6 separate regions of the Homo sapiens genome follow, and all the other regions are linked to region 2. A link is a contact called in ENCODE Hi-C or POLR2A ChIA-PET data. All regions are on one chromosome and are shown on one strand. The core of a region is the stretch at or near the end of the contact, and the rest is flanking DNA. Distances in the headings are between cores, read along the strand shown.

The links. Hi-C counts contacts between places; a loop is a spot of excess contacts on that map. ChIA-PET counts read pairs that join two places held with the same protein, here RNA polymerase II (POLR2A). Pooled maps may share reads with other maps.
Region 1: a loop to region 2 is called in a map of naive thymus-derived CD4-positive, alpha-beta T cell, with 8 times the contacts of the local background. The contact joins two enhancer-like sites. A Hi-C loop is called at or near these places in 1 of 168 maps with a recorded cell type or tissue (naive thymus-derived CD4-positive, alpha-beta T cell) and 11 of 50 pooled maps. POLR2A ChIA-PET finds 5 or more read pairs at or near these places in 1 of 52 experiments (OCI-LY7).
Region 3: a loop to region 2 is called in a map of OCI-LY7, with 12 times the contacts of the local background. The contact joins two enhancer-like sites. A Hi-C loop is called at or near these places in 1 of 168 maps with a recorded cell type or tissue (OCI-LY7), 3 of 37 single-sample maps with no recorded cell type and 4 of 50 pooled maps. POLR2A ChIA-PET finds 5 or more read pairs at or near these places in 1 of 52 experiments (OCI-LY7).
Region 4: a loop to region 2 is called in a map with no recorded cell type, with 3 times the contacts of the local background. The contact joins two enhancer-like sites. A Hi-C loop is called at or near these places in 1 of 168 maps with a recorded cell type or tissue (naive thymus-derived CD4-positive, alpha-beta T cell), 1 of 37 single-sample maps with no recorded cell type and 9 of 50 pooled maps. POLR2A ChIA-PET finds 5 or more read pairs at or near these places in 1 of 52 experiments (OCI-LY7).
Region 5: a map of OCI-LY7 shows a loop between it and region 2 (8-fold over the local background). The contact joins two enhancer-like sites. A Hi-C loop is called at or near these places in 4 of 168 maps with a recorded cell type or tissue (OCI-LY7, gastrocnemius medialis, naive thymus-derived CD4-positive, alpha-beta T cell and 1 more), 3 of 37 single-sample maps with no recorded cell type and 15 of 50 pooled maps. POLR2A ChIA-PET finds 5 or more read pairs at or near these places in 4 of 52 experiments (activated CD4-positive, alpha-beta memory T cell and activated naive CD4-positive, alpha-beta T cell).
Region 6: a map with no recorded cell type shows a loop between it and region 2 (5-fold over the local background). The contact joins two enhancer-like sites. A Hi-C loop is called at or near these places in 1 of 37 single-sample maps with no recorded cell type and 6 of 50 pooled maps. POLR2A ChIA-PET finds 5 or more read pairs at or near these places in 1 of 52 experiments (OCI-LY7).

The regions. Positions count from the first base shown.
Region 1 is chr10:61,986,709-61,989,408 of GRCh38, reverse strand. All of the region lies in intron 3 of ARID5B (AT-rich interaction domain 5B), which reads right to left. Among named protein-coding and RNA genes, the nearest start is that of ARID5B, 86 kb to the right of the region's middle. RefSeq lists enhancers at 997-1,246, 2,347-2,486, 2,486-2,700. Within about 2 kb of position 1,293, at least 7 of the 41 ENCODE cell types and tissues checked have a DNase peak (open chromatin) inside an H3K27ac peak, as active enhancers do; they include OCI-LY7, where a contact is called at or near this core.
Region 2 is chr10:63,263,939-63,266,638 of GRCh38, reverse strand. It overlaps JMJD1C (jumonji domain containing 1C), which reads left to right. Exons shown (of 26, transcript NM_032776.3): 3 at 1,875-1,988. Among named protein-coding and RNA genes, the nearest start is that of MIR1296, 110 kb to the left of the region's middle. Within about 2 kb of position 1,363, at least 24 of the 41 ENCODE cell types and tissues checked have a DNase peak (open chromatin) inside an H3K27ac peak, as active enhancers do; they include OCI-LY7, where a contact is called at or near this core.
Region 3 is chr10:61,959,993-61,962,692 of GRCh38, reverse strand. All of the region lies in intron 3 of ARID5B (AT-rich interaction domain 5B), which reads right to left. Among named protein-coding and RNA genes, the nearest start is that of ARID5B, 60 kb to the right of the region's middle. Within about 2 kb of position 1,257, at least 4 of the 41 ENCODE cell types and tissues checked have a DNase peak (open chromatin) inside an H3K27ac peak, as active enhancers do; they include OCI-LY7, where a contact is called at or near this core.
Region 4 is chr10:62,007,757-62,010,456 of GRCh38, reverse strand. All of the region lies in intron 4 of ARID5B (AT-rich interaction domain 5B), which reads right to left. Among named protein-coding and RNA genes, the nearest start is that of ARID5B, 110 kb to the right of the region's middle. Within about 2 kb of position 1,321, at least 2 of the 41 ENCODE cell types and tissues checked have a DNase peak (open chromatin) inside an H3K27ac peak, as active enhancers do; they include OCI-LY7, where a contact is called at or near this core.
Region 5 is chr10:62,044,507-62,047,206 of GRCh38, reverse strand. The region is part of intron 4 of ARID5B (AT-rich interaction domain 5B); the gene reads right to left. Among named protein-coding and RNA genes, the nearest start is that of ARID5B, 140 kb to the right of the region's middle. RefSeq lists enhancers at 459-598, 729-778. Within about 2 kb of position 1,371, at least 10 of the 41 ENCODE cell types and tissues checked have a DNase peak (open chromatin) inside an H3K27ac peak, as active enhancers do; they include OCI-LY7, where a contact is called at or near this core.
Region 6 is chr10:61,941,710-61,944,409 of GRCh38, reverse strand. All of the region lies in intron 3 of ARID5B (AT-rich interaction domain 5B), which reads right to left. Among named protein-coding and RNA genes, the nearest start is that of ARID5B, 41 kb to the right of the region's middle. Within about 2 kb of position 1,314, at least 13 of the 41 ENCODE cell types and tissues checked have a DNase peak (open chromatin) inside an H3K27ac peak, as active enhancers do; they include OCI-LY7, where a contact is called at or near this core.

The sequences.
Region 1 (2,700 bases), core at 44-2,543, 1.3 Mb after region 2:
TTTTTTTCAAAAATCTTTTAGAGCAGCATTATTCAATAGAAACACAATGTGAGCCAACTTGTAATTAACACATTGAAAATGTAAACAGAAAACAGGTGAAATTAACTTTAGTAAGCTATTTTATCTAACCCAGTATATCCAAAATATTATTTTAACATGTGATCAATAGAAGTGATTACTGGCCGCACACGGTGGCTCACGCCTGTAATCCCAGCACTTTGGGAGGCTGAGGTGGGCGGATCTTGAGATCAGGAGATCGAGACCATCCTGGCTAATACAGCGAAACCCCGTCTCTACTAAAAATACAAAAAATTAGCCAGGCATGGTGGCACATGCCTGTAGTCCCAGCTACTTGGGAGGCTGAGGCAGGAGAATCACTTAAACCCAGGAGGCAGAGGTTGCGGTGAGCCGAGATTGCACCATTGCACTCCAGCCTGGGCGACAGTGCAAGACTCAAAAAAAAAAAAAAAAAGTAAAAGAAAAAAAAAGATTACTAGTGACATATTTACATTATTTTTTCATAGTAAGCTCTCAAAATATAGTGTGTATTTTACATTTATAGCATCTCTTGAAGTGGACAAGACACATTGCAAGGGCTTAGTTGTCACAGGTGGCTAGTGGCTACCTTATTGAACAGCATAGCTCTCTTTAGAGCGTCTGCCTGAAAAGAAATTTTAAAATCATTGTGTCCTGGGTCCGAAGAGGCACTTGGGAAAAATGAGGTTGTTCTGTGTACAGGTTCCTTTTGGCCAACTATCTTGAGATAAGATGTTCTGAAATATAGCTAGGAGAGGAGAACAGAACAGGAGGAAAAGCCTCACAGTGCCTGTTATTTCATTGTTCTGATACCCCAAAGCCCCAACAAAGACCCAAAGTTAGCAAGTATAGTTATTTTAGTAGAGATTCTCGCTTGCCACCTTTGGTTTCTGGTGAATAACAAAAATCAATTCAAAGTAAAATAATAATCTCTTAAAAGCTTCAACTGTTAAGACCTGGTGAGAGCCCTCTCCTCTGGGTTAAACATATCCTTCTGCTGTAACCAGCTACAGGTTCACTTGGTGCCATGTCCACAAAACCATCTGCTCTGTTTTCTGTCATGACACCCAGTTGTTCAGAATGGATATTTCTTTCTTTCTTTTTCTAGTGTGCACATTACTAAAAGTAATTTAACAGCTGAAAGAGATACTTATGAAACCTACTGGAAACTGAAACCACTATTTAATCTCACGGCAAAGCAGTCATATAAAAACTCCGGCACCTTCTAATGTGCTGTCACAGTGCACCATGGAAGAACATCATTGAAAGCTGATGATACAGATGTGCTCTGTTTTACTTCCTTTTTGTACAGGGTTAGTACTGAGTAAGCTGATGTAAGACAGGAGGAGGATGGCTCTAGTTTAGCCACCTTTCCCAAAGTACCTACCATCTGCTGAAAATCATTTCCACAGCAAATATCCCCTTTTCCCCAATCTCTAACATCCAAACCTACCTCTCTTTTCTCATAAAAGACAATAAACAAATTGCTCGTGACTACTATATTAATTCCAGTGATAGTTCTGTGGTTTCATACCATGAGTTACCAGTGCTACAGATCCCTGTTTCTGGGTATCTCTCAGATATTTCTTTAAGGTTATTTCTGTTTGAAAGGGTTGGCAAACTATGGGCCAAATTCAGCCCAACACCTGTTTTTGTAAATAAAGTTTTATTACAACATAGTCATGCACATTCATTTACATATTGTCTTTGGCTGCTTTTACACTACGACGGCACAGTTGTGTGATTATAGAGTGGTGCATTTGCCTCAGAGACCTTATGGTGCACAAATCTAAAATATTTACTATCTGGCTCTGCTGACCCTTGATCTAGAGAATATAGTCTTGCTGCCAGAAATCTGCTATTTTGGATCACGAATATCAGCTTAATTTCTAAGATACAGTTACTCTGTAACACTTGGCTGCATTTACTTGTTCAAGCTGGACTCTCCTTTCCAGAATATGGGTTCTTTGAAGGGCAGGAGCTAGGTCTGTAGCATGTCTGAATTCCTAACACCCTGGAAACAAGCGAAGCACATGATAGATTTTTAATTAATGTTGGTTCTTTTTCTGGTTATTCACTGTCCCTCTGTTCTCATCCTACTCCCGGATCTATTACCCATTCTTTCTTCCTTGCTCTGTGACCCCTGAATGTTGTATCATTGGGCTCCCTCATGGGCTGGCTGGCTTCTGCTTGTTCAGCCAATGGGAGACACCTAACAGATCGCATGTGGGAAAGAGTGAGAAGTTGTCATATTTCTTCTCTGCCCCATCTCTGCTTTGGCCTGGCAGCTCTGGCCAAGGCCACAGCTCCACCCTGACGGCAGCTTTCACCAGGTAGCACTATGTCTTCCTCTTGCTTCTTACTAGTGCCCAGATGTCTTCATGGTTCTTTTCACCCTAACCCCATCTCTATAGTCTTCCTTTGGTTCCTTTTGTTAAGCCTTGGGTTCCCAAACTGTAAAATGGACTTAAGAACAGTGACTTCCTGGGGGGTCTTTAACAGTAGTTAAAAGATGCAAAGTAGTCAGGCTAATGTAGCACACAGTGAACGCCCCGTAGGTACTTGTCTGATTATTGCTTTGCAAGCTGTTTTCCAAAGTATGCCAAGGAACACTAGTTCCTTGAGAAAGAAGGGAGTATGTTACCAAGGGTTATGTGGAAAAGG
Region 2 (2,700 bases), core at 114-2,613:
AAGGATTAAAAGTCCTCTTGAGAAGATGCCAGTGTTTTCTAGTTTACTTAAAAACTAAACTGACAGAGATATAATATGAAAAAACATTTTTTACAGTAGGGATCAGCCGAATATCCCTGTTTATGTTACATATTTCATGTCAATTGGTCACGTAGTGGTGGACACTTTTAAAGCCTAAATACAATAAATGCTCTTGAATTTCTTACAAACTTTTTGTCACTTAAGTAAAATAATAAATAGGATTTTATGAAATCCTATAGGATTTTATGTAATTGAAAAGTGTTAAATGATAACAGTAGAAGGAAATAGCTAAATAATGTGAGGATTTTCTATTTTGAAAATGTGATTTCTCACCCAAATAATAGTAATTTTGATAAATAATAGAGTGCTTAAAAGGTTAGCCTAGGATATGGGAGAGAGGATATTACTGTGACTAGATTTTCTGATCTTAAATATCGAAAATAAGTGAGAATATAAGAGAGTTTTTCCTGTTTTTTAATTAAGAAAATATTATTTGTAACTTCATGATGTAGATAGCATAGAAATAAGACTTGCTTAAATTTAATATTAAATTTTTAACTTTGAAACATTGTTACAGATTGCAGTGAGTCAACCTGAAATTCCTCTTAGGAATTTCTTAAATATAGAAATTAACTCCTTAAAAGCCACTCCAAACCAAACATCTTGAAGTTTTTCCCTGGAGTATGTTTATTGTTATTAACAAAATGTTATATATTTTTTAAGACAGAATAAGAGAAAGGGGAAACACAATGATTTTGAAATGCCTGGTAATTTGTACTGTCTATGCCAAAATCTTTGTTTTGTGTGGAAATATTAACACAAATTACCCTGTAGCTAGAAAGATTTCTCCATGTGATATAGGTAACTTAGAAATTGAGTTGATTATTAATTCTGTTTTCCGAACTTTTTTCCAGTTAAAAAATTTTTTTATAGTAAAGCAGCTGTGTTTTTAAAATGGTGGAATTTTGTTTTCATTTTCAAGTTTTTAGAACAGTACCATGAATATAAGACACTTGTATTTTATTTAATCTTCATCTACTTTGAAAGTGAGTGTGATAGTCATAAAGAAATTTATACATTGTATCCCTGTTTCCTTCCTCTTCCTACCCTGGCTCTGTCCCTGTCATCCCCACCCAAGATACGAGTTAAATCTCATATGTTAAAGGTATCTTCTTAAAGGAATCAAATGACCTTGGATTGACTTTTTTTAAAAGAAGTAGTGGAGATTTGGACTTGACTGCAAAGTAGAGTTTTGTGTAGTACTTCTTACCGGACTCTCTCTACTCCCTTCCTCCATGCTTCTCTCACCGAAGCTGCGGGATTTTTATCTGTGCTTGGTGCAGGGGCGGGGGTGGGAGTGCAAGGGGTGGAGTTAAAAGACCAGATACTTCCTGATCATTTAAAATCCTGCTTAATGTGAATGAGCTAGACAAAAAGTGTACATTGAAATAATAACTACTCTCTTTAATAAGAAATAATACAGTTAAAAAAAAAAGGTGGGGGTAAATAGCTCTACAACCCAGTTTACTGTTTCAAAAGCAATTTCTCTTTTTAAGCAGACATTTTTACACACATGCATATTTTATTACATCCCTTTTTAAAAGTAAACAGTTGGGACTTAGTATACTCAAATATGCCCATATCACATGTAGATCTAGTTTGTTTCTTTTAAATAAACACAGATACCTTATGGTGTAGATAAAAGCATTAGTTTATAATATGAAAATTAATATTAGGTACCCTAAGACTCTGTAGTGATAATGACATTGATACATTGTATTGGTGTGTGTTCCTTCATAATTTCAGGATACTACCCAGAAAATTATCATTAGAAATTTTTTTTTTCTTGGCAGACTTTCAAACCTCTGGTTGAAAGAAATATACCCAGTTCAGTCACTGCAGTAGAATTCCTTGTAGATAAGCAACTGGATTTTTTAACTGAAGATAGTGCCTTTCAGCCCTACCAGGTAAGAAATTTTAGATTACTTTTTAAAATTAAAGGTTAATTAAACTTTATTGATATTCAGACATTCTTTAAACAATATTCTTTAAATATCATTTCATCTAACTTCTAGTTGTGTGAAAAACCCAATGAATGCAGTCAGTTGATTTTGCTTATAGGATAAACGATTTATTAATTCAATTAACAATATATACTGAGAACCTACTATGAGCCAGGCAGTGTTCTGTTGCAAGGAATACAGAAGTAAACAAAATAAAGTATCTGACATTCTAAATAATCATTATTAGAAAATAATTGGTTAAATATTAGTATAAATTGTCTTCAATGCTAAACGTTAAGAATTGGGTAAATTAATATAATTAAATGAGATTAGTGTTTATGTATACCTATCAGTTTAGCATAATAGTTCTTTTTTTAAAGGGGAAATTTTTTTAGATTGTCAGTAATTGAATGATTTTATATATAAATTTCAGTTCTCCATTATTGCAATTTAAATACAAATACATTTAATTAGGAAAACATTTTCCAGTTGACTATTAGCTTTTAATTATGTGAAGAAACTCATCAAAAGTATTAAGCTAAATATTTTTTAAGATTGTTGAAATTACCAGTTAATTTTTTCAGGTATAAGTAAAGCTCACAGAATTGTGTGTGTGTGTGTGTGTGTGTGTGTGTGTGTGTGTGTGTGTGTGTGTATGTGTATTTTTTTTTTTTTT
Region 3 (2,700 bases), core at 8-2,507, 1.3 Mb after region 2:
GATTCATTTACCTGCATAATATTTGTATTCAGAACTGCGGTGTTTCTAGCCAACGGCAGAATGCTCAGCTGAATTATCTTTTTCTTTCACAGCATAACAGAGTGGAGCACAGTCAAATTGAAGATGGCCTTCACTACACTGTCAGAATTAGATTGTCTGGCAAATGATCCAGGCCTATTTCTCAAACCCACATGTAATGTTCTGACTACCAACGTGCCCGTAGAGTCATTAACAAGCATCCTAAAACATGCTGTACATATTTAAATGATTAGGAGAGGAGTATGGATGATGAGGCTGTTTCTAATGGTGCTTCAGCTTTTATCAATTATGCAATGCAACACAGATGTGAGCCTTCACCTTTGTTTTTTGTGTGCTGCTAAAGTGCACTCCCTTTTAAAGCAGTGTTTATTTCCTTTTATCTAGCTTAAGCTCAGTGCTTGGGCAAGGGGGTTGTTCCAATGCAGACAATCCGAAGGATTCAACCTTGGCAAATCACCTTTGGCGAGGCAATTTCTGAAGAAGCTCATTTTACCCAGGACTCAGTTGTGCAACGTTATGCAATAACTGTTTGGGGCCAGTTGGTAGTAATAACAATTACCGTTTCCCTCACCCTGCTAAGATCTGTATTCAGAAATTGCCGAGAAGGCCGGGTGCGATGGCTCACGCCTGTAATCCCAGCACTTTGGGAGGCCTAGGCTGGCGGATCACCTGAGGTCAGGAGTTTGACACCAGCCTGGCTAACACGGTGAAACCCTGTTTCTACTAAAAATACAAAAAATTATTCAGGTGTGGTGGTGAGTGCCTGTAATCCCAGCTACTTGGGAGGCTGAGGCAGGAGAATCACTTGAACCGGGGAGGCAGAGGTTGCAGTGAGCCGAGATTGCACCATTGCACTCCAGCTTGAGCAACAAGAGTGAAACTCCATCTCAGAAAAAAAAGAAAGAAAGAAAGAAAGAAATTGCCCAGAATTGAGACACTGAGGTCCCCAAGCCCAATCAAGGGGCTAGGTATCAAACCACTGATAAGAGTCTGAGCATCTGGAAGGTAAGATTCATGCCTTTACTGTTCCTACAGCATTTCATCCTCTGGTGCTCAGTTAACACTGTAACTGACACGCGAAAAGGGCAGGTGCACGGTGGGTTATTTTCAGACTTCACATCTGTGTGGCAGTTACACTTCTGAGCCTATAGATTAATTCAGCGCAACCGGTTCCAACCCTTTCTAGCTTGTTGTTGACACGAGGCTTGCATGGTCTCAGAAGGTCTCAAAGCTATCGATAACCTAGGTTAGGCTGTTGCCCAAGAGAAAAGCCTCAAAGGAAATGACTTAACTGTGGTATACACTAGCGGTACCCAAGTCAATGTTAGGTGGTACATGGATAAACATATTTTTTATTTTAAGGATTATATATTTACCTTCACCATTAATTATAGCAAGTGATACAGGTTTTCCATTTACAGTGATGATATAAAATTTCCTACTTAAAGTTCTTTAAATTAAAAAGCAATTAATTTAAAGAAAAATTAAGTAAATAATAAAACAGTGTTATTGGTATGGCAAGAACTATAAAGTTGCTTTATAAATGACTAAAGTCTAGGATATCCTGATTTAAGGCTTAAGAGTTTAATAATGCTACCATGTATCAAGTGCTTTATGGCACCAGAAAAATGTCCATAAGCACCTGGGATTCTATATGTTATTAAATCCTACAGTATCCCTATCAGATAGATTTATTATACCCATTTTACAGATGAGAAAACTGATACTCTACAACTTGCCGAAGGGCATAAAGCTAGAGATTGGGGATCCAGAGTGCTAGTCTATGTCTGCCAGACTTTTAGTCCCTTACCACTACATTATGTTGCTGCCAAGTACAAGATTTAAGGTCTAATCATCCATCCATTCATCCAACATACCTACGGAGCACCTATGATATACCTAACAATGTCCTGGATTAAAAGAAGGGGGCCCTCATTTCCTTCCCTTCAAGTAGCCTAATCTAGTAAATGGCAGATGAGATCTTGGTCAGAGGGGAAAAAAAAGGGCTTCTCATCTTGGGCTTCAACTCATGCTCAAGGAGGCAGGCTACATTTTGGCCAAAAACAATATGCAGAACTCCCTACTTAAAAGACAAAACTCATAATCTTATAAATATTTAGAATATTTATAAGTGAATATTTAGAATATTTTATAAGTGAGCAGGAGACTGATTCCTATAATAAACACATTGCTGTTAAAAGAGGCAAAAGGCTTCCAAAAGAATCCTTAGGCAAGTCTCATTTTATGAAAACCCTATATATAAAAATTAAGCCATAGAAAATGTGTTTCCATTACAAAACGTGCTCCACTTTACCAAAAGGAGTTTCAGTAGGACTTCCTACTGTTGTGAGCTTCCTTGGAGCTTTCTAAAGAGAAAGTAACTACTGAAGACATTACTGTACGTAGTATTTCCATGCTGTCCAGACAGTAGAGAATGAATATTACCTATTGTCTCCTGTTGTCAAAATTTATAATTTGAAAATATAAAAGAAAAATATATGAAATAAGACAGTCATGCCCTTCCTTCCTACACATTCATGAAAAAAGAAACCCTCCAATCTGAAAGAGGAAACCCACCAACCAAGCGGGTAGACACACATCATCCTTGTTTTCCTTCTTCACAGCATAATGGTTCTGTGTTCTTAAAGGAAATCATCCAGC
Region 4 (2,700 bases), core at 72-2,571, 1.3 Mb after region 2:
ATCATTTCAACAAACATGTTGATTCTTACCCCCTCAAGGAGCTTAGAGTCTAGCGAAGAGAAATGCAACTGAAGCCATTAACTTTAATAACAGGCAGAGGGGGAAAAACATCTTTGAAAAAGTACTGAGTAACACATAAGGGACAAGAAGCAAAATGTTAAAGATGATTATTCTGAAGTGACTCTTTTAGCCTAGAAGCAGCCCATTAAGCAGCCAGGAAACCAAGCAGGCACCTCACTCCTTTACCACTGCTGCAAAATTGGTGCCTCTCTCCTTTTCTTTCTCATAGGCCCAAGGGAAGGATCCAATTTAATAAGAAACAAGTTGATTTTTCTTCCAAGAAACTTCCCCTGGGTTCTAACCATGATGGGGGTCTGTGAGAGGACTCACAAGTACTCACTCCCTCGGGGGAATATAACATCTTCTAGGAAAAGAAAAAGAGTTTTTGCTTGTGGAGGCTGCTTTTTGTCTGTGCAGAAAGCTAAAAATGGCAGAGGAAACAATCTCTTTGAGCTTCAAAGTCCAGAGTATTTTCCACCTCCTCACCTGAAATAACTTCCTCCTTTTTGTGTCCTTCAAGGTCCAGTTGAAGATCCATTTCCTCTAAGAGGCTTCCTCTGACATTAGGGCTCTCTTTTATGGATCTTTTAACTCCGGTGGCACCTACGGTTTGACCTCCTCACTTTGCCCTTAGCCAACTGCCTCGTAGTGTCTGTTATATGGCAAACTTTCCCATGGACAAAGCTTTGGCAGATATCCTCTCCTTTAAACTTCAAAATAACTCCTGACTCTTAGCTCTAGGCTTCTTGCATTTGTAGCAGAAAAGCATGCCCCTTGGGGTCAGTAGACCTGGGGGTGTGTGGGGTTTTGCTTTGCTAACCCCTACTTCAGCAACATGCCAGGTCTGTGACCCTTCAGAAGCTGTTTAACCTCTCTGAGGTCGCTCATGGGTAAAATGCAAGATTTTTAAGAGGATTACAAAGAACATTTGTAATGGCCTCTTGCTCCATGTCCTATCTCAGACAACTTGATTTTTCAGTTGTCTAGAGAGCAGACACTAGCATCCTAACAATGCCTGGAGTTCTGCCTTAAACATAGTTGGTGCCCAAGGAATGAATGTATAAGCACTCAAGGAGCATTAGAATGCACCAATCTTCTTCTGCTGAACACAGTGTGTTCCTTAGTCCTCCAAGATGGCACCTGGAGAGCCAAAACAGCCACTCTAAGGAGAGCTTTTAAGACACAGAATTTCTAGGCAACTTCCTAAGGGAACATAAAGCCCAGATGATGGAATCAAGGCCCACGCCAGCCAGCAATGAGAAGATTTCCTGAGCAGGCAGTACAGCTGGCTCTTGTGCCAAGAGCTTGGCTACTCTGCCTCCTTTGAAAACCCATTACCAAATCATGGCAAGCGAAATTTAATTTTAAAAAGGGAAATGATTTATGTGCTACAGAAATAAAAAAGTGACAGAAGCAGGAAAGCTTGCATACATTTCATTTTTTTGAAATTAGACCTATAATTTTTTCATTAAAGAATAATGCCAAGTTGGGAAAGCCAATGCATTCTAAGCAGAAAATCACGGAGAGGTGTATAATGAAAGTCCTGTCAGCATGGAAACCCCATGTCTCACAGAGTCCATGAGAACACAGAGCAGTTCACTATCTGCCCCCTTCAACTTCTAAATAGTTTGCACTCTTAAAGAGCCCTATCCTCATTTCTGTTTCTGTGATGAGATGGGAAGCCACCGGAGGTCTGAGCAGAGAAATGGCCGCTCTGGCTGGGGTGTTAAAAACAGACCAAAGGACAGCAAGGGCTGAGGCAAGGAGGCTGGCATAACAGAGATGAAGGGTATTGGTGGCTGGCACCAGGGTTTCTTGATTCCAGTCCAGTGGGTTTCAGATTTTGAATGCTTGTGATTATTCCTTTCCTAACCACTTCCCAACACGCCAATCTCTCTATTTAAATCCTACAAAATCTACTGTACATTCATCATCTAGAAAGCTAGCGATCAGTTATCTGTTTTCCATCAGCCTGATCTCAGGAAGTCTGAGAGCTCTTTCTGAGCAGGGTCTGGGCTGAGAGGCAGCCTAATGTAAAGGTGCAAAGAGCACGGACACTGAGCACGTATGCTGATTTTGCCAATTGCTGGCCATGAAATGTTGCTGTGCTTCAGTGTCCTTATCTGTGAAACAGGGGATAGCAATGATACTGACATACGCTATAAACGTATCCATCCATTCATGTAACCAATATTTACTACAGCTACTATGTGCTGGGTACTGCTCTGTTGCCTGCACACATGGCTGTGAATAAGACAGAAAATCCCTATATACATTTACAAAGAGCTTATGTGGCAGTGTGTGTGTGTGTGTGTGTGTGTGTGTGTGTGTGTGTTGTGGGGCGGGGGAGGTGGGTGGAGGGGGCGGGACAGACTGTAAACATGTAAAGAAACAAATATAGGAGTTAATTTCAGATAATGATGAGTTACAGAAAGATAATGACACACTGGGTGATGGGATAGAGCTGGGCTTGTGGAAGAGGGATGGTCAGAGAAGACTTCCCTGGGGAGGAGATATTTGAGCCAAGGCCCAAATGATCTGGGAAAGAGCCAGATCTGTGATATCTGGGGATATACATTCCATGCAGAGGGACAAACAAACAAGTATTTCTGGAATAAGCGATGTGGAATGATTTTTAAT
Region 5 (2,700 bases), core at 122-2,621, 1.2 Mb after region 2:
AAGAGGAAGGCATGATCCTTATCCCCATCTTACAGACCAGGAAACTGAGACAGAGATGAAATTACTTGTCTCAGACCATACAAATGGTTACTGGCAGCAGAAGGATTTCAACACAGGCAACTGGACTTTATCCAGAGCCCCTGCTTTAAGCAACTTATCTCTAACAGACACACACACAGACACACACACACACACACACACACAGACACACACACATTGCCTCAAAATGAAGTATTCATACTAACTTGGGCTGGCAGTCACCAGGGAGCTCTCCGCAAATGAAAACACTCAAGTACTACATAGCACGAGGGTGCTGCAGCCCACCCCAGACAGGAAACACTGTCCGACAGAATTGACAGCGAGTGGGGTCCCCTTTAGTCTTGACCCAGCAGTAGGTGGCAAGACTCCCACTAAGGCCAATAAAACTTAGTCAGAGAGCCCTACATATTACCCTCCTTAACCAGTGGGCCACTGACTCTTCTGCCTAATCAGTGAAAGATCTCTGTGGTTTAAAAAAAAAATCTTTCCCCTCTGACTGCCCATCTGTTCCTCTTACTCAGTGCCAAGAAATTAACAACTATTCACCTTTGTGAAGTCACTGCTATTTCTATAGGTGTTAATCCTCAGAGAATCAAGCTACCTCCAGAGCTCCAGGCTACTCTGACAGCTAACCCATGTTTGTTTTTTCTTTTTAAACTCCTTCAAATATTAATGAATTATAGTCTATTTTCTCAACAATATAGCAAAACAAGTTTGTTTTTCTTAAAGGGTCTAGAAGCTGAGTTGCAGACAATTTGTTTATATATTTATTTCACTACGGGTTCACACAAGTTACATGGCAGGGCAGTGCAGGTGTGGGAAACTTTTATGTCAACCCCAACTCTTGCAATAATAATAATAAAACAAAGGGAAATGTAACCAGTTACTGGCAAAGTAAATTGCTTTTGGCTTAAATGTTCCTGTTTTTTTCTACTGTGTTCTTCCTGTCATGACCGTCTCTTTTTTTTAATAGCATTTATGCTCTTGGAAATACCACGAAGATAGATAAACTGCTATAAAAGCTGGATTGACTCATCAGTTAACAACTCTTCCTTCCCATTTTGCAGAGAGACTTGTTGCCAACACAGCTACATATTCTCTCGAGAAATTCTTTGTGAGCTTCCACTCAGAGATAGGATTTACTTGTTGGTAGGGACTGGAATCAGGGGAATGGAAAACCAGCACAATTTTCCTAAGAGTTTGACCCCCGAGGTCAATGTCTAGAGAAGTCGGCGGAGCGTTAACTCATTCGATTTGCAAGTTGCGTGTGTCTTTTAAACACGAGCCAGAAAACAAAACTCCACTGATCACAGTATTAGGGAAGACAAACATTGTTCTATGTATAGTATGCGTTACTGATAATACCCTGCATTTCTGTAATGCTTTTCCTCTGAGGATATCAATTCTCTGGCACATTTTCTTTTCAGACAATAATCTTAAAATACTGGCTGGGCACTTTGGGAGGCTGAGGCGGGTGGATCACGTGGTCAGGAGTTCGAGACCAGCCTGGTTAACATAGTGAAACCCTGTCTCTACCAAAAATACAAAAATTAGCCAGGCATGGTGGTGTGCACCTGTAGTCCCAGCTACTCGGGAGGCTGAGGCAGGAGAATCTCTTGAACCCGGGAGGCGGTGGTTGTGGTGAGCCAAGATCGCACCACTGCACTCCAGCCTGGGCAGGCAACAGAGCAAGACTTCGTCTAAAAAAAAAAAAAAAAAATACCCTGGCAAGTTTCAGCATGGAGCATTGCTCTTTCGGGGGGGAGGAGTAACCTACCCTAATTTAGTTATCATTTACTGTGTTCTATTTTCAATGTTTCCCTTTTAACTATTTGGAAACTTCCTCTTTCATTACAACAAAAATAGAACGAATGTTTTTAAAGTTATTAACGTATGAGTAAAAGACTTAGAAACCAAGAATGGCAGAAGGCTTGATCAAAGCCACTCCTAAAATTTATGGGTGTAATGAAAGAAAGGCATTTCACAGATAATCTCTTACAGAATTTCAGTTTTCAAATATGTGGGGGAACAAAAGAAAACTAGAAGCTCTCAGACCTCATTTTGGCTTTAACTTAAAGCCAATATTTAAAAATTCATAAATAAGTCCCTGAAATTTTTATTTCAAATCCACAGTTATATTTCATATAGTGACCATTGGTATTAAATTTCTATTCAATTGTTTGAATCTTTCTACAAATTCACAAAACACTGATCACATACGAATTTAGGAAATATTCAAGTTTATTTTCATTCTGTTTTCCCAAAATCAGTCTTCCACACCCAACAGAAATGCCTGAGAAGCAATTGCATTGTATGAGATATAAACACACTGGGCCATTGACAAGCACAACTTGATCCTGCGCGACGTTCTAACTCTGATGATGAATTTTGAACAATAGATATGGAAACACAATACTGCAAAAGTTTCATTATTTGGCAATTGTTCTGACAGTTTCCTCTTCAGAGTAATTATTTTTTCTCAGATAAAGGCATTAAAAAGATGAAGCCCTGGTGGTGGCTCATGACTGTAATCCCAGCACTTTGGGAGGTGGGAATATTGCTTGACCGGGAACTTGAGACCAGCTTGGGCAATGTAATGAGACCCCTGTTTCTACGAAAATTAGTTGGGTGTGGTGGCATGTGCCTGTAGTCCTAGCTAGT
Region 6 (2,700 bases), core at 65-2,564, 1.3 Mb after region 2:
TTGACTACTTTCAACTGCCATACCAAATATGGGTATCAAGTCCACTTTATTATAAAAGCTAAGTACTGTAATTCTAAAGACAAAAATAAATAACTAGAGGCTTGTGTGGTGAATGATTTAATCAACCCAATTCTTCTGGAAAAACAGGTTCTTGTGTTCATTATGCTTATGAATAATACATTCCTTAACCCTCCTATTTTAACATAGTTATTTTTCTTTTTTTTTTATAAACTTCAGTATGAAACAGTCTGAAAGAAGGTAAAATATCTCACTGAGTAAAGTCATAATTTGCATTGGTTTCATATTGAACTTTCTTTCTTTGAAAAGGACAAAGAGGAGGGAAGAGAATGAATGCACTTTACCACATTTCAGAAGTGTTTTTTAAGATTATTAGTTTTTCCACTATCCAGATCTGTAGTTTTAGTCATCAACCATTAAGAGTCTTAAATGAAAACTCTAGAGAGTTTTAAAAAGCAGAAAGATGACATCCTCAAATATTGTCTAAATGTGCTCCCTCAAGGGGGAAGGGGATAAAAAAAAAATGAAAGAGTTGTGATTTGAATCAGAGCATTTATTGGAAGCTGCCATGTGGGGCAGAGTTTCTCTTTGTGGAGTATTAATTTGTTGGCAGACACACATTTGTGAGAACATTCTTGTTTTTTTTTTTTACTATTCAGAGAGAGACAGGAAGTGACACAAACTGGAATTAAAGCGAACTTATTCTACCTAAACACTAAGCAAGAAAAGTGCTTTAATGAGCTTTTATATTTTAAAATCCCTTCTCTAAGAACCAATCTAATTATTTTGTTATTATTCATGTTTCAACATTATGAAATAACTCAGTTAAAAAACGATAACATGTTGGAGTTTTACTTTATCCATAGAAAGGTGAGATCTTTCCGTTCTTTGCTTACTTCCACCAGAAAAAAAGGGGGGGGGCCTCAAATAATCTCACAGTTCATCTTCTTTCTTTGGTAAGAACAATGAGGAGTTGGAAGGGTTCTACAGAAGGAAAAACCTAATAAGTGTGTGAATTTCCATTAACAATGTGGTATTGGAGGTGGTTTCAGTGTGACCAACAGAAAAGGAGATAAGAAAACCACTGCGGAGAAAGAAAAGTACAGACAACAAATATTTTGATGTTATAGAAGAGGCTGAAGAGAAAGTTGTGGGGACAGGAATGTGTACAGAAAATGACACCCCCTATCTCCTCAATATAAATCCTGACAATGTAGACTTACAAACCTTAGATTAGGCAGATAATGGAAACTCATTACATTAAGGAAAGTTTTTGTTTCTCTTTCCACATTATTACAACACAGTGTGCATTCCAATTACAAAAGCTATTTGTCTCAAATTCCCCACAGTTCATAGCAACTGAGTAGAATTTCAAGGCCCTAAATTCTATCCTTAAAGGGGTATTTTACATTAAAAATTTTTTAAGTACATGGTGTTTCTTGTGCCCCAGGAGAGAGCCTCCCAATCAACTCTCCTGTTGATCATTTTCCCTTCTTCAGCACTAATCATAAAGCTGTCTCCAAAATGAGACCAAAACAAACAAACAAAATCAGACTCAACCTAAAAGCCTTTTTTGTTTTGTTTTGTTTTGTTTTTGAGACAGAGCCTCGCTGTTGTCGCCCAGGCTGGAGTGCAAAGGTGTGATGATTTCGGCTCACTGCAACCTCTGCCTCCCAGGTTCCAGCAATTCTCTTGCCTCAGCCTCCCAAGTAGCTGAGATTACAGGCCCCTGCCACCACACGTGACTAATTTTTCTATTTTTAGTAGAGATGGGGTTTCACCATGTTGGCCAGGCTGGTCTTGAACTCCTGACCTCAGGTGATCCACCTGCCTCGGCCTCCCAAAGTGCTGGGATTACAGGCGTGAGCCACCGCACCCGGCCAGGAACCTTTTTATCAATACACATTCATTGGCCTTTCCTTACTCCTACTGAATGAAGAATCTAGAAAAGCTGGTCTCAGTAATCAGTATTGTTTTTTAAATTTCTTTCTTGAGTCTAATAAGCAACTAAATTTAAAAACCACTCATCTAGATTTTCCAGGCCAAACCACCTGCAAGTACTGTGAATATTCACTATAAACCAATTTCTTCTGGAATCAACTGCAAAAAGGTAGAATATGGACCTTCTTTTTTTTTAGAATCCAAGAGGATCAACCTTTTATTTCTTTGGGTGGAATTAAGAAATTAGACTTATTTTCCTGTTCATTAATAAATTATCCATTTTAAACACAATTTTAAACATAAACCTTGCTATAAATACTCTTGTTTATATGTGTGACATCAAGCTTAACCATCTACACATCCTTTTGTCCCCTGTGGGTTTCCTGTTTAATTTTTTATTAGTAACAGTATATTCCATAACACACACACACAAAATTAAACAAACAAAAGAAAGGTTTTAATGTTAAGGAAAACATAAGACAATGGTAATACAACTTAGATCATACATTAGGAAAGTAACACAACAGATGTATTATTCAGCATTACCGCAAGTCATAAGACTAGTTATTGTGTGTTCACAAAACTGGGGGGTGTAACAGTATATATAGGAAGATTATCAAAAAACTCTTTGGCTTTAGAAGGAAAACCACTAGTCTAATAATTGTCTCTAAATGTGCAGGTGACAATCAGGCTGCCATATCTAAAATGTTACTGTCTGACATCAACCAAAAGATGCCAGGA